Regions from separate parts of the Mus musculus genome. Here region 2 is linked to region 1. Evidence: chromatin loops called from intact Hi-C (ENCODE). Cell type or tissue: gastrocnemius. All regions are shown on one strand.

Region 1 (8,000 bases):
CAATCATCCCAATTTAAAACCGGAGGGAGACGCAGAGGAAGGGGCAAGGTTCCCGTGGGGTGGGTGCACAGATTGCCTTTTGAGCCTTTGGGAATCTCCTGGATGGTGGTGTTGGACCAGCCCAGTTGACTTTTCAAGTTGGAACTGCTAATGAGGGATTCGTGTCCATCCTGGCGGCCGGGTTCTCGGGCCAGTCCAGCAGGCTTCCTTACGGGTGCTAACACGTTGGTTGGCAAGACGCGTTTCGACGAAATATTCCTTCCAGGCGCTCCGTGGAATATGACTTTGGGATTTAATAATGTATCTAAAGGTACTGGACAGGAGATGAAACTTCACGCAACGATGTTCTGCTCAGGGACTGTCAAACAGCACTTGAACAAAGGGTTATTGGCTTGAACCAACTGTCCTTTTCACTCAAAGTGTGACCTATTTCCCTACAATGAACAGAAAGTAACTGTTTGACAATTCCGAGCCAACACTAAGAGAAACGAGCCATTCCCTCGACTGCTTCTCGCCTCCATCGTTCACGTTGCAGTCATTAAATGCAAACGCCGAAAGATGTTTTGGATGTTTTCATGAGCGAGACTAGAGGAATATTTATTAAGTTGCATCCTCTATCCCCTCTCCCTTCCAGATACATTAAATCAACGCCTGGTCTTTCACACACTAAAAGCGTCTGGTACTTCGGTGGCAAGGGCTGTAGCGAACGAGAGAGATATCCTACACACCGCTGTAGAGCTTTGCCTTTAGCCTGGGTTAGACGTGGAGTCTCCAGGGATTTTCTTTCTGTCTCTCAACCTTGCAGGCGATTTCTTCTGAGACTAGGACTCGGTCTTTTAGGATTTCCTCGCTGTTGCCTCTCTTCCAGGAGCACACTTGATGCTGTGCACAGACAAGTTCAAAATGAGAGTCCCTCCGATGTTGGCAGCAGGCTAGGAAAACAACCCGTGTCGACGAGAGTAGCTGCCTCCCAACTGTAAATATGGATTCGTACACTCAAGGCTCGGTCTAGTTTTACCACAGAGGAAAATTAATGATGTCGTTTCTTACAGTGATAACATGCTAGCAAGTTTCGATCTTCTGAAAATGGTCCTCACAATGTTTTGTGGAAAAGTGATCGGTAATTGGAATAGTTGGAGAGACGCGATTTGAGGTGCTCCAAGGACCAATTTCAAAATATTTTATTTCACGCCTCTAGGAGAGAAAGGAACGAGCATGGCTTAGGCTGTTTGCTGTTTTTGCGTTTCCCACATCTGGCCTACAGACCTAATTCCAACTGGAGATCTTGCTAGATGAAATTCGATCTTCGTGGTTTAAATACCTTTCAGTGTGGGACGATTTAACAATTGCAGCAGTTTTTTTAAAAAAAGAAACACCCCCCCCCAAAAAAAAAAATCCTTGCGCACTATCTGTGAAACCCTTATGGAGTGCGGAGGGAAAAAATGCTGCTAGCACACAAATCCTACCCATTGTCTTTAACACTCGTATACACACTTATACACGTAAACACACGGGAAAGATGGGGGAGGGGAGAGAATGGCTAGAGACAGACGCGGATATAGACCGGCAAGAGTCAATGCGAGTCAAGTTAAAGCTTTCTCCGCCCCCATCCATAAGTACCCCCTCCCGCGTTAATTAATTCCAAACAAAGCAAGCCAATCAAGACATGCATTATTATTTTCAGGCCGAGGGAGACGAGAAGCACGTATTTTTTAATTGATTTATTTATTTGGAAGACATTAATTCTTGGTCTGAGGCTGATTTTCAAACCGTTTGCAAAGCGCGGCTCCATTGTTCGCCCGGAGCGCAGGCCCCGCCCCCTGCTTTGTGTGCGGCGCGCGGATTGGCCAGCGCGCGCGGGGGCCGCGTCAGCGCCCGCGAGCCCATTCATCTGTGCACTTGGGCGTTGGACCCCGCATCTTATTAGCAACCAGGGAGATTTCTCCATTTTCCTCTTGTCTACAGTGCGGCTACAAATCTGGGATTTTTTTTTATTACTTCTTTTTTTAAAAAAACTACACTTGGGCTCCTTTTTTGTGCTCGACTTTTCCACCTTTTTCCCTCCTTCCTGCGCTGCTGCTTTTTTGATCTCTTCGACTAAAAATTTTTTATCCGGAGTATTTAATCGGGTCTCTTCTGTCCTCCTCGCCACCCCCACCCCCTCCCTCCGGTGTGTGTGCCGCCGCCGCTGTTGCTGCTGCTGCTGCTCGCCCCGTCGTTACACCAACCGAAGGCTCTTTGTTTCCTCTCTTGGATCTGTTGAGTTTCTTTGTTGAAGAAGCCAGCATGGGTGCCCAGTTCTCCAAGACCGCAGCGAAGGGAGAAGCCACCGCCGAGAGGCCCGGGGAGGCGGCTGTGGCCTCGTCGCCTTCCAAAGCAAATGGGCAGGTAAATTCTACCTGTGGTTCTTGGCATTTCTTGGGTGTCTTTCTCTAATCTGGACGCCTCGTCTTCCCTCTGGTCGCGCCCGAGATGCATTCGAGGGAGGGGAGCCTAGCCAGATTCTAGTCTGAAAGTTGAATGGGTAATGATAGCCTAAATTGTCAATTTTTCATAGGAAGGGTACCCTCCACCCCCACCCCAAAGGAGTGGTTCCTAAGGATCCTGGCCAATTCTTGAGTAGACCGGAGGAAGAGTGATAAATCGTCTAAAATGGCGTGGTTTGGAGATTGGCTGAACGTGACTAGTTAGATGCACCCCCCCCCCAACGCCCCTCCAGGTTGCATTTGTATTTGGGGCCACAGTGGTGTTTGGGTGGCTCACGTATTTATTGTCGAGATTGGGTCGTCTTTGAGATTTCTGGTGTGGTTGTGTGTGTGCGCGCGCGTGTGTATGTGTGTGTAGGAAGGGGGGAGCCAACGCGGATGGCGGTGGAGAAAGGCAAGCTGAGAAGGCTTGTCTTATTGTATCCAGAGGCAGTATGCCTCGGGTTCTTGGAAAGGTGGCTGGTTAGAGCCGGACAGGCAGCTTTTCCAAGTGCCTTTGCGATGGCCCTTCCCCTCCCCCTTTGGTAGCTGTGTAATTACACACCCATATGACTTTTCAAATGGTATCCTGGTGTGGTGGGAATTCTCAGTGGGTTTTTGAAGACCCTTTCCTGCCTGCCAAGAAGGGAGCAGTTCTGGTGTTTTGGTCTGGACTGTTCGTGTGAGTGGCACCTTGGCCACCCTCGAGGATTGCCTCAGTGCTGCTGCGACCCAGGCAGAGAGCCATGGTTGGGTGGGCTCAAGAGGTCGGCCATGGGTGGCTGCTTTCCAAACAGCGAGCACCCACCACGCCTCTTTTCCTAGAGCCAAAAAAAAAAAAAAAAAAAAAAAAAAAAAAAAAGGCCTGCTCTAAACCTACCGGGGCAAGACGTGCTCTGTCAAGAGCCTTTAAACCCGTTAAAAATGCAAAAAGGAGCTGCCCGGGCGCACCCCAATTTGCAGAATGATGGGCGAAGGTGGGCGTGGAAGCGGAGGCCAGACTTCAGACATAATGGGTTTTCCCCAGCCCTGCTGGTTGCCGAGCCTCGGAGAGGCCGACCGGGGCAGCCACCTGAGCTTTGTTTGCGGACTCCCGGGCTGCGCGATCCCCAGCTCGGGGGCGCCTCGGCCTGCGGGCAGGGCCCGGCTAGGCAGGGTGGGGTGGCCCCGCCCCTGGGCGCCCTCCCGCCCGCGCCCCGCTGCGCTCCGCGCGGTGGAGGAGCAGCGCCCCCTGCCGGCGCCACCCGGGAACGCGCAGCCCCGGGAGCTCCCGTTGCTCGAGGCGGAGGGAAGGGAACCTGATGCAGGCCTCAGAATGTGGGCGACTTGTGTCCACTCCCCGGCCGCCGGGCACGGAAGCTTGCCCCGCGCGGGTCGGTCGCTCCGAGTGACGCCCCCGTCTTTTTCTTTCTGCCCCGCAGGAGAATGGCCACGTAAAAGTGAACGGGGACGCGTCTCCCGCCGCCGCCGAGCCGGGCGCCAAGGAGGAGCTGCAAGCCAACGGCAGCGCCCCGGCCGCCGACAAGGAGGAGCCCGCGAGCGGCAGTGCCGCGACCCCCGCCGCGGCCGAAAAGGATGAGGCTGCCGCGGCCACCGAGCCGGGCGCCGGCGCGGCCGACAAGGAGGCTGCGGAGGCCGAGCCCGCCGAGCCCAGCTCCCCGGCCGCCGAGGCCGAGGGCGCGTCCGCCTCCTCCACGTCGTCGCCCAAGGCGGAGGACGGGGCCGCGCCGTCGCCCAGCAGCGAGACCCCGAAAAAAAAAAAGAAGCGCTTTTCCTTCAAGAAGTCCTTCAAGCTGAGCGGCTTCTCCTTCAAGAAGAGCAAGAAGGAGTCGGGCGAGGGCGCTGAAGCAGAGGGAGCGACCGCGGAAGGCGCCAAGGACGAGGCTGCAGCCGCAGCGGGCGGCGAGGGGGCCGCGGCCCCCGGGGAGCAGGCAGGCGGGGCGGGCGCCGAGGGCGCGGCGGGCGGAGAGCCCCGGGAGGCCGAGGCGGCGGAGCCCGAGCAGCCGGAGCAGCCGGAGCAGCCCGCGGCGGAGGAGCCGCAGGCGGAGGAGCAGTCGGAGGCGGCGGGGGAGAAGGCGGAGGAGCCCGCGCCCGGCGCCACCGCGGGCGATGCGTCCTCCGCCGCAGGGCCTGAGCAGGAGGCGCCCGCTGCCACCGACGAGGCCGCGGCGTCCGCAGCCCCCGCCGCGTCGCCGGAGCCGCAGCCCGAGTGCAGTCCGGAGGCGCCCCCCGCGCCAACGGCCGAGTAAGCTCCAGAGCCCTCACGCAATTCAAGAACTTTTCCCCCCAGTTTGTTTGTTGGAGTGGTGCCAGGTACTGGTTTTGGAGAACTTGTCTACAACCAGGGATTGATTTTAAAGATTTTTTTTTAAATTTCACATTTTTTTTAAGCAGCAAATTTTTTGTTTTTTGTTTTTTTTAAGCCCCCTTCCCCACAGATCCCATCTCAGATAGTTGTTTCCACCATTCCGACAGGCCGAGGACGTGTTAGACAGCTTCCTCTGCCTTCTTTCTTTACTTTTACTTTTTTTTTTTTTTTTTGGCATCAGTATTAATGTTTTTTGCATACTTTGCATCTTTATTAAAAAAGTGTAAACTTTCTTTGTCAGATCTATAGACATACCCATATATGAAGGAGATGGGTGGGTCAAAAGGAATAACAAATGAAGTGATAGGGGCCACTATGGGAAATTGAAGCAGTGCATAACATTGCCAAGATAATATGCCACTAAAATGGTGGTGGGTGTAAAGGCTTAGGGTTCTTGTCCTTTCTTTCTTTCTTTCTTTCTTTCTTTCTTTCTTTCTTTCTTTTTTTTTTTAAAGAAAAATTATTACGATGTATTTTGTGAGGCAGGTTTACAACACTACACGTTTTGAATAAGAAGGAAAGAGAAAAAAATAAAAACACCAATACCCAGATTTAAAAAAAAAAAAAAAGATCATAGTCTTAGGAGTTCATGTAAACCATAGGAACTTCCTGCTTATCTCATGTTAGCTGTACCAGTCAGTGATTAAGTAGAACTACAAGTTGTATAGGCTTTATTGTTTATTGCTGGTTTATGACCTTAATAAAGTGTAATTATGTATTACCAGCAGGGTGTTTTTAACTGTGACTATTGTATAAAAACAAATCTTGATATCCTTCAGAAGCACATGAAGTTTGCAAGTCTCCACCCTGCCCATTTTTGTAAAACTGCAGTCATCTTGGACCTTTTAAACACAAAATTTTAAACTCAACCAAGCTGTGATACGTGGAATGGTTACTGTTTATACTGTGGTATGTTTTTTGATTACAGCAGACAATGCTTTCCTTTCCAGTTGTCTTTGAGAATAAAGGAGAAACAGATCTTCAGATGCAATGGTTTTGTGTAGCATCTCGTCTCTCGTGTTTTGTAAATACTGGAGGAGCTTTGACCAATTTGACATAGAGCTGGAATGTAACGTTGCTTACAAGCATTGCTATTCAACTCCTGCTTAAGGTGTTCTAATTTTCTGTGAGCACACTAAAAGCAAAAAAATAAATGTGAATAAAATGTACAAATTTGTTGTGTTTTTTTATGTTCTGAGGCTGACTTCTAGGTCTTAGATTAATTTTTTAGGAAGGCCTTGCATGCCATCAAAAGTACATTTGGCTGTGGTTTTTGATAAGAAGTTTTCAAGCTCAGAAATTCATAATCAGTGTCAAATTAAGTATGTAGGAAGATCTTATACTGTGTCAGTTGTTACCATTTACCTGCTTTTAGTTATAGCATGCGAGAATAAGTCCTTTAAGACAAAAGTGGCTTGACCCTAAGACTTTCAAATGTCTTATGAGACTATTTCATAAACTGTTTCCTTGTCATTGCAGGTCCAGAAAGTTACATTTTATAATCAGGAAGAATGTGGAGTTCAGACTGCACATAAGTCATGAAAAGATGGCCAAACCTGTTTAAATGTTGATGGTTTATGTAGTATAAGCCTTAGCGTTTGGCTCGTTTCCAAAGTGTTCTTGAACTGATATGCTATACTTCATGGACAGGTTTCTATAAGGAAGTAATGGTGTTGAATGGACTTATTGTCAGTTTGGGCCATTAGCATAGCTGCAAGCTTGGTTTTGTTTTTGTTTTTTAGTCAAAGTGTTAGCATCTTTTATTCAAATGAAAAGATAATCCTTTATATATTAACTCTTACTAGTTTACTTTCTGCTTATTTTCCATCTCATAACTGGATATTTTTACTTTACTGGACCCTAAACTGAATTCTTTTTATTTTTTACCATTGCTTTATTAAATGCAAAATAGTCTACCTGTTGTGCTCTTTTCTTGAGTAGAGTGCAGGGTGGAGTTCAGGGTAAAGTTGAACCACTCTGGTGGCACCTCAATATTACATCGTATTAAAAAAAGAGATAACAGCATTAGCCTTTCAATAATGTTCCTCTAATTGAAATAATAGATCAAAATTAATGGATACTTTTCTTTCTAAATATCCTCCCTGATAATAAAACCAAGTAACACTTGAAAGAATAAACTTGACCCTGAGTTTCTTGAGGTTTTGGAAGATTAAAGTCAAACCTGGTAACCAAAGGACTGAGTGGTGGGTCGTTCCCGCTTTAACCAACTTGTTTGAGAACCCCTAGTTGGCCAGATATGGTGCCTGGTATGTAGTAGGACTTAACTGAAATGGGTTTTAAAAAAATAACTCCTGAACTGAGTAGTTAAAAATACTGTGTAGAAAAGTATTCTATATTGCTAGGTTTGTTCTTTTAACAGCTGAGATTTATTAAGATGCATTATTTTGATTTTAATCACTGCCTAAAACACTTTGGGTGGTATTGATGGAGCGGTGGATTTTCCTCCAAGTGGCTAAATGCAATTTGACATACTTTTCATCCAAAGTTTTGTACATCCTGTTGTTTTCTAATGGAAAAAAAAATGTTAATATGGCTTTTTTGTACTACTAAAAATAGCTTTGAGATTAAGGAAAATAAATAACTCTTGTACAGTTGAGAATCGTGTTATTAAGTCTGTATTGGCAGTGTGTGCAGTGGCCTTTGCTGTGGTTATGAACACTCTGGATTATAAGAATCATTTGGTCCAATTCCTATTGCTTGTAAATAAAGTTTTACCAGTTGATATAATCAAGCCTACTAAAGTAGGGTGTTTTTACAGATTTTATGTTTTAATTCAAGTTTTAGGGGAAATAACTGTTTCAAGGTGTTTCTATAACTCAATTTAGGATTTAGAGGACACATGCTTGATACTGTACTTAGAATGTGAGGCCTTACTCATTGAGTTATTGGCTAAGGCAAAACTTAGCAATTCATTCATGTTTTTTCCAAATATGGATATAAAGTTAAGTGAGCCTTGCTGATCAGGTTAAGGAGTTGGGGCACAGTGCTTTCTGAACTCTTAGTTTAGTTCCTCGAGACAGGCTCATGATACCATTCAGGTTGGTCTTGAACTGACAACCCTGCTGCCTGAGCTAGGATTCCAGTAGCGTGCCACCAAGCACCGCTGAACTCCCTTTAAATAGATCCCTTAGGAGTTGGTCCCAGTT
Region 2 (8,000 bases), 260 kb before region 1:
CTCATCCCTAAGTTAAACTTTCTTCATGTAACTGACTAGTGGAGAGAGCAATTCCACTCAACCAACATTCCTGTTGGCACGGTAATGGATTCCTTCAAATAGGAAATTGCTACTTTAAAAATCACAGGACGCTTTGAAATCAAGAGAGCTGAGATGTCATTGTGAATTAGCACGGCAGACAAACAGGATCTGGAATGAATTCCTTCCACATTATTTGGACGTGAAGGAGGAAGTAGGTCAGAAAATTATGACCCCTGCATATTTAGCCCAATATACATCCTCATTCCAGGGAGCTAATTGTGGGCTATTGAAAATGAAAGTTTAAAGAGAATAGCATGAAAAAGACATTCTCATAGCTTCTCCTCTGAAGAGCCCATAAATAGCTTGGAAGTTGTCTCCAGGGGACCTTTGCAACAGCTTGTGGGCGGGTAGCTGTAATTAAGAGCAGCCAGATGAAATGTAATCTATTTAAACATCGCCACCATTTTTTTCTTAAAATTATGATTTTTCTCTAGTTTCTTGGCTCAAGAGATATATTTCATTACCCTCCTCGTCTTTCTCAGATATCAAAGCAAAAGTGCAACCCAGTGAGGCAGAAAGGAAAACATTTCTATGAGTGCATAAAATCTTTCAAACTGGGAAAGCACTTAAAAGTGACTAACAGCATCTTATCCTTGATTTCTGTATTTATTACCTGTGTATGAGAACATGGGATATGTAATCATTATAATATTAGGTTCATTTTTTCCCCTACTGAATGTAAAAATGTTCAATCATGAAACTGGAAAGGGTTGGGAGTGATAGGAGAAAGATCTGTGCTTCTTTGAGGAATTCAAATACTGGAAGAAGAAACCTGAAAAGTTATTTTAAAAATTTATGAAACTATACAGAACAAACTAATAATTTTTAAGAACAGTGAGTCAATATATTTCCTAGAGGAAGAAATATATTCAAACACTATTTTATCCCATGGATTAACTGTTGCCAGGACTGAGACATTACCTTTTCTTTCTTTTCTGGAAAGAAATGGGTGCCCCTTTTTGCCACATAAGATCTTTGCAGAGTGAAGGCTCATAACATACTTAGCTAACTAGCACCCTAATTCTGTGTGTACATTTGGGAAGCAATATGGTGTGAAAATGATCCCCATGGTAACCATTCAACTAATAAATTTAGGTTCAGAACGTAATTAGATTTTTAAGCCTTTGGTTGGCCTTCTGTAGAACATCTAATTCAAGGGGTTCGAGGAAAGTTACAGTTTGATTCATTCTTGTACCAGATTGAGTCTTAAATGTCACACCCTAGGTGCCTCTGTCTGTCTGTTCATTCTCATAAACTTGAATGGTTCATGAAATACTATGATAGAATGGTGTTCATAGTTATTTTATAAGCCCCATCAATACCAAATTAAGTCATTAACTCTACCTAAAAATGTAGGCCAATTGCATTTAAAAGATTTGTTTGTTTGTTTGTTTGAGACAAGTCTCTCTATGTAACCCTAACTTGCTTATAGCTCACTATGTGAATCAGGCTGGCCTTAAACTCAAAACTCACAGAGATCTGCCTGCCTCCAAAATACTAGGATTTGAAGATGTGCCACTAAGTCTGGCCCAGCTCAAAAGTATCAATTTGTGGGCTATGGTGGCATATTCCTTTAATCTTCGCTTTCTAGACTCCAAGACAGGCAGATCTCTATGAGTCTGAGGTCAGCCTGGTTAACATACAAGTTCCAGGATAGCTAAGACTTCATAGACCCCCCCAAAAAAAAGTTTTTAAAGAAGTATAAATTTCAAACTTGAGCCACCACAGAGCAAAGAGTTCACATTCTCTGAAATAATGCAGTGTACCTATAAACACGTGTGCCTTAGCATTTGCACACTGTGTAGACATAGCTTTCAGCGAGTTAGAAAGCTGCCTTGATTGAATACTTAAAAATTCTGGACTCATGTCTGCCATCTTTATGGGACCCAAAAGCTCACCTGTTAGTATCCTAAACTCAGAGAATTTATTGTTTCAGAGATTGGGGCACACATACATTCAGGTTAGCTGGATGAGGACCAGAAGTGGCAGCTACTGAGAACTTGCTGGTCTCACCATGATGGTTTACCTCTTAGATTCCAGATGCCACTTGCAAGTACTTCTGTGGGCTTAGTGTTAGGTTTGTCAGTATTAACCTGTGTTCATTGTCACTACTCAGGCTGAAAAACAGGCTCCTCCTTCGTAGTGGAATTGGGTTAGCCGCTGGGGTAATAAAAGAAATATTATGGTTTCCACCCTGAAAATCCCAGCACAGAAAACAGAGATTTACTCTCATTTATTTCATTAGCCCATAATTAACACATATCCGATCATGTCTTTTTATTCTCCCATGTGGAACTTTATTGTATTTTGCTTGCTTGTTTGTTTTGTTGTTATTTTGGTTTTTGTATTTTTTTTTTTATTTGTTTTTGGTGCTGGAGATTCTGGAAGATTCGAGAGCTTATAAAGCTTTGGGATTATCTATTAACTACAACCCATGGGCTGATAATATTAATTCTTTTTTATGTTAATTCTTTTTAGCTATAGAATACATTCCCCAACACAATAATATTTTGTTAAAGCTGCCTTTTTTATCCCAGTAAATCTTAAATATCCACTGAACATATTTTGGAGAAATTTTTATTTTTTTAGTAAAAAGGAGACCACATGGTTTCAATTGGTATTTCGAATAAAAAAACTTATTTTTTAAAATGCACTGAAAATACATTTTGCTTTTTAAACGCACAAACATCTCAGCAGCTGTTATGTGTTTAATTAAATGAGTTGCACATGTGTTTATAATGCACAGCACTGTGGTCTGAGAAAAGCGTCCCTGGGGTGTATGGTCAGCCTTTTGCCTCACTGAACTTTCCTCCGGAGGTCATGGGAAAGGGGTACAGGTTTGGGTTTCCTCTTTTCCAGTCCACATGTCCCCCACCAACTACTGGTGGGTAAACAAACCCATGTTCCAAAGGCGACACCGTGGCTGACCTGAATCATTCTGAAGTGCCAGACCTGTGGGCATAACCTCCGCCCAGCCAGCCCAGCGTGCAGGTCCAGTCTCTCTTCCCCAGAGCAGCAGAAGCCTCACTGGGGATTTGCTTCTTGCTCTCTGCTTTCCCCGGGAGTCCAGATCCCAGATCCCAACACCCACTAGGGCGCATACAGGCGGAGACACCGGTTCTTCCTCAGTGAGCTGAAGTTCTCCAGATGGCAGCAAGCGCCCCGCCCCCACCCCCATGCAAATTCCTGGCAGCAAGAAGCTGTCAAGTGGCTACTGCTGCTTATTGTTATGACCACTCCCCACCCCCTTCACACACACAGGCAGAAGAAAGACCATCTGTCGCCATGGGGCAGAGAGGGACTTTGCAAGTGGCACTCTGTGCAGTTTAGCAGACCCGCGACAGCCTTGGGCTCAGCCATGTCCTTCCTAAGCCATGTCTAACCCGCCCCGCCCTGGCTGGATCCCCAACCCAGCTCCACGAAAGGAGGTGCAGTTTGCTAGATTTCTTTTATGATATTTATTCCACACAGATAGAAAAGCCGGTTGTCTTCCTGTTTTAGTTCTGGGAAAGGAACTGACTTAACACAACATCTCATAATCACTAGTGAGAAATGGGAGCGGAGAGCTAGATAAAAAGTGGACCTGGAAGAGAAAAGTATAACCCGAAGTTCAAAGGACACCGAGGTTATAAGTGTGATTTCCATTCGCTTCTCCAGCTCGACCAAAAGCTACGCGTTAAACTTTGATTTTTATAAAGAGAGAACGAACCATGTCAAAAGATTCTAGGCATTAGAAAGTCCCCAAATATCTTGTCCATATTGGAAATTTGACCCTATTGTTGCGGTCTTTTTTCTTGTTGTCTGATGTTTCTGGTCATATATATTAAAGCACTGCTGTGCTGTAGTTTCTACATTCTTGGTGTTTTCTTAGTAAGGAAAGGAGTTGTCCACTGACATCACTTCAAATCACCCTGTTTCCCTTTATCTGCGTAAGTCTCTTTTATTTAAACAAATAAATAAAACTACGTCTCCATAGACACAACTAAGCTTACAATGCATGTAATTTCTTTCTTTCAAACCTACCACCTATGAATTCTCTTAAGTGTATATCTTTTTTAAAAAATTCCTAGTATTCAATTGTGCTCTGTGTGTAGCTTTTGATTTGCATGTGATAGTAAACTATAAATTGTATTCTCTCATTTTTTTCACTAACATGACACTTTGATCTCACACCAGATACTACCTTCCTCTGAAGAGCCTTTTTTCCTCTGTGTCTTTCATTATGGTTCTAAGAGAGTGTATGACTTCTTGATAAGCACACTCTGCTCTGTCCCTTCTCAGGGGCCCTGACTGTGACAGTACACCCACTACCCCCTGCTCAGGTATGAAATCCACCAGGATACTGGGCACAGCATTGATGTGCTGCCTTCTATTTTCCAGTTTAACCCTTTTCCTCTCTAAAACACCTGCAGAGTGCTGCCATCAGTAACGAAGGTAACATTTAGACAGTCCATTGTTTTGGAGATTTGGATTGGTTGTTTGGTTGGTGGTGGTGGTCGCAGGTTTTTGTTTGTTTGTTTGTTTTGTTTTGTTTTTGACATAGGGTTTCTCTGTGCAACAGTCCTGGCTATTCTGGAACTTGAGTTGTAGTCCAGGCTGGCCTTGAACTCACAAAGATCCACCTGTCTTTGCCTCTCAGAGTGCTGAGATTAAAGGTGTGGTCTACCAATGCCTAGCAACTTTCTTTTTCTCATTCCTCAATTCAGAATCCAAGCATGGTAGAAGATATATTTGATTTTTATTGAGGGCCTCCTGGAAGACTATGGCTTGAATGAACCTAGGTCTCATGGTTTACATCCCTCTATTGATGAACACATATTGTTCTCTCTAATCCTGGCATAAAAAGCAGAACTGCAGTATAAACTGTAATTGGTCTTTACTACTTTGTGGGTTCTTCTTTTTCCTGCCCTTTATTTCACCCACCCGCCAGTTCATCCCCATCACTAGATAAGAGAGAAAGGAGGAGAGAGGGGATCAAGAGATAAAGATCCCTGAAACTAATTTCTCTCCTTCTTTGTTTCTTCTTTGAATGTGACTACTAAGAAGCCGTATCCAAATCCTCTGAATGACCAACAATCACCCCCAACCCCATCTCAAGGCCCTAGCATTTATAGACCCTCTGAAAAGTTCCCAGAATTTCAAACATCACACAACTGCAGAAGCTAACTGTAGCTGGCAAAACCGCACCTCTGGTAAAGCACATGGCAAAGTCAGCTGCTCCGGTCCAAAGCAGCCCCATATCTCCGCACTTGGGATTAAAATAAAAACATATTAGTAAAATGTTTTTATGTTTTTAAAATAAACCAAATTTCTCATGATAATAAACAGGTCTTTCAATGATGGGAAGAAGTTCTCTGGGTGCATACCAGAAGTGGGGCTCTTGGAGCCTAGCATTTTTCTGGAGTACATACAAAATGGGGTAGTTGGATCACAGATTTTTCTCTGGGGCGCATACAAGGAGAGGGGGTAGTAGATCATCACATCTCTCTTCGTGCATACCAGGAGAAGGGTGGGTGGATCATAGTTTCCAAATATTCAATTTTACTAAATACTGCCAAATTACTACTCAAAGAGAGGTTACCATCCTGTACCCAGCATTTTTAAGGATCTGATGTTCTATTTTGAATAACTGTTGGGAAACATCTGTTCCTATTTGTATTCTTCATTTGCTTCTCACCCCCATGCATTTGTGAACTTCCATTTCTATATTCTGTTCATGTTTTATCGGGTTCACAGAGTTTCTGACTCATTTGCTTGATAGCAGCAGATCGATGCATTGGTCCAGCATGTATGTATCCAGTGCAATTATCGCCTGTCGGTTTTCACATCACAAAGGCCTTCCATTCTACATCCACCTACTCTTTGCTTGTGGAGTTCTTTGTTAAGCAGAAAGATTATATTTGGATATTGAGGAGTGCACTAACTTTTCTTCTTTTCATTTGTGTTTCAGGCACTGCTGGGGTCTCCACAAATGAAATCACAAAGATAAATTCCTGTATTATCTTCCATAAAAGCTTTAGAGCTTTCCCTTTCAAAGGTAGGCCATTAGTCAATTGAAGAGTGGGGTTGTTTTCCTTTTCCTCTTTAAATGCAGTGTGTCATGCCAAATTATTTTCTTTCATGTGTAAGCTAATTTTTCTCTCCCTTATGTGAAGAATGTTATCTCAGCCATTTGTATTTTTCCCTATTTTCCCCACTTTACCCTGTCCCATTGTCTACTTATCTATGTGTTTTCTGAACCAGTGGGTTTTTTTAGACAATATTTTTACAATACTTTGTTTTCACTTGGTCTTGACTCTTTATTTTCTCTCTTCACAGTCTTTTATCTTCCTATATAAATTATAGGACTAAGTTTTGAAGTTACTCATAACTTGACTGAAGAAGATAGGACTCAGAGATCAAGTTTTGAATGCTTAATGTATATTATGTGAAGTTTGTTGTTACTTTCAAGTCCTTTTATTGAGCTAGGTCTTTTATCTTTGTCCTACTAGTTGTTATTTCTTTTACTTATCTTAATTTATGTGTTGGAAGGTGCCACATCTTGTGAATCACTATAAGAATCCTTACCGGTGGAGTGTCCTTACTTGGAAGATGTCCAGAGCACTCCATTAAGAAACCACTGGCACTTTCTTTAGATTTTTATCCCATAGTTTTACCCTTTGTTGTGAATTAAAATAGATCAAATTATGTTTTAAACTGAAAAAGCATAAAACCTATCATTTTCAAGTGGCGATTGCAATAAGATGGTGAGTAAACCTTAGAAAATATTATAGTAAAATATGATTTCAAACAATTATTAACTTTTCAGAAATAAATCCATCATTTATTTTTAGATAAGGTCTCATACAACCCAAGATAGTCTCAAAGTCACTATGTCACCAAGGACAACTTTTTATTCTCCTGCCTCTACCTCCCCAGTGCTGGATCTAGACATGCAATCCCATCCCTCATTTCCATAGTGTTTGGGACTGACACCAGCATTTTATGATTTACTAAGCTATGTGCCCAACCTTAGCCATCTTTTTGATGGTCTATCTGATCTGAAATGTATGTGTAAATTTCAAAATTCTAAAAGCATCTCTTCCCTTCTGATGCTATTCTAGAAGACCTAATAATCCTAACCTCAGGCATCTCCTTTCTTTTTACTTGTTTTAGTTTTTCAAGATAAGGTTGATCTACGTAGCCCTGGCTGTCCTGGAACACATTCTGTAGATGGCAGGCTGGCCTTGAACTCAGAGATCCACCTGCCACCTCCACAGGGATAGATTTAAAGGCATGTGCCACTACACCAAGCACCTCAAGCATTTTCTAACAAAGCAATTTCTAATCCTATACTCTAGCTTCAATACCAACCTTGACTATAATCTCAGTGTGGAACTGAGTAAATGTAGTGATTTGAATGAGAATGGTCCCTATATACGCTTGTATTTGACTGATCCCCAACTGGAGAACTGTTTGAGCATGATTAGACAATGTGGTCTTGTTGGGAAAGTGAGTAGGCTTTGAGGTTTTAAAAACCCATACCATTCCCAATTGGCTCTGGCTCTCTCTCTCTCTCTCTCTCTCTCTCTCTCTCTCTCTCTCTCCCCCACCCCTATCTTTAAGTCAAATGTTAGCTCTCAGCTACCCCTCCAGTGCCATGCCTGCTTGCTTTCTGTCATGCTCCCTGCTATGATGGTCATGGACCCATCTTCTGAAACTATAAGCTCCCAGTAGATTCTTTCTTTCATTATTTGCCTTGATCATAGTGACTCATCACAGTAGTAGAGAGGCAACTAAATTAAAACACTATATATGTGACTCTCATGGTTTAGATATACAATGTCCCCTATAGGCTCATGAGTGGTCCCTAGGTGGTGGCATTGTTCTGGGAGGCTGTGGTACCTTTAGAAGGAAGGAACTAAGTGAAGGAAATTAAT

The links. Hi-C counts contacts between places; a loop is a spot of excess contacts. Peaks named below come from ENCODE experiments on the same cell type or tissue, not always from the same donor. Only the 100,000 strongest peaks of a DNase experiment are listed, where the experiment ranks them.
Region 2: it touches region 1 in a loop (4-fold over the local background); 12 of 42 quality-filtered maps call a loop at or near these places.

The regions. Positions count from the first base shown.
Region 1 is chr10:37,132,822-37,140,821 of GRCm38, reverse strand. It overlaps Marcks (myristoylated alanine rich protein kinase C substrate), which reads left to right and starts at 1,896. Exons shown (of 2, transcript NM_008538.2): 1 at 1,896-2,388; 2 at 3,887-7,579. The coding sequence starts at 2,287. The coding sequence ends at 4,714. It overlaps 5930403N24Rik (RIKEN cDNA 5930403N24 gene), which reads right to left and starts at 1,290. Exons shown (of 3, transcript NR_166104.1): 1 at 77-1,290. In gastrocnemius, a CTCF peak has its summit at 3,719 (motif pointing left); DNase peaks (open chromatin) are centred at 2,947, 3,213, 3,692, 4,543 and 6 more places; H3K4me3 peaks cover 7,077 bases; H3K27ac peaks cover 6,327 bases.
Region 2 is chr10:37,392,779-37,400,778 of GRCm38, reverse strand. No RefSeq gene overlaps it. Among named protein-coding and RNA genes, the nearest start is that of Gm31202, 32 kb to the right of the region's middle. In gastrocnemius, no CTCF peak of the experiment used is centred here; DNase peaks (open chromatin) are centred at 166, 382 and 3,339; H3K4me3 peaks cover 1,894 bases; H3K27ac peaks cover 3,623 bases.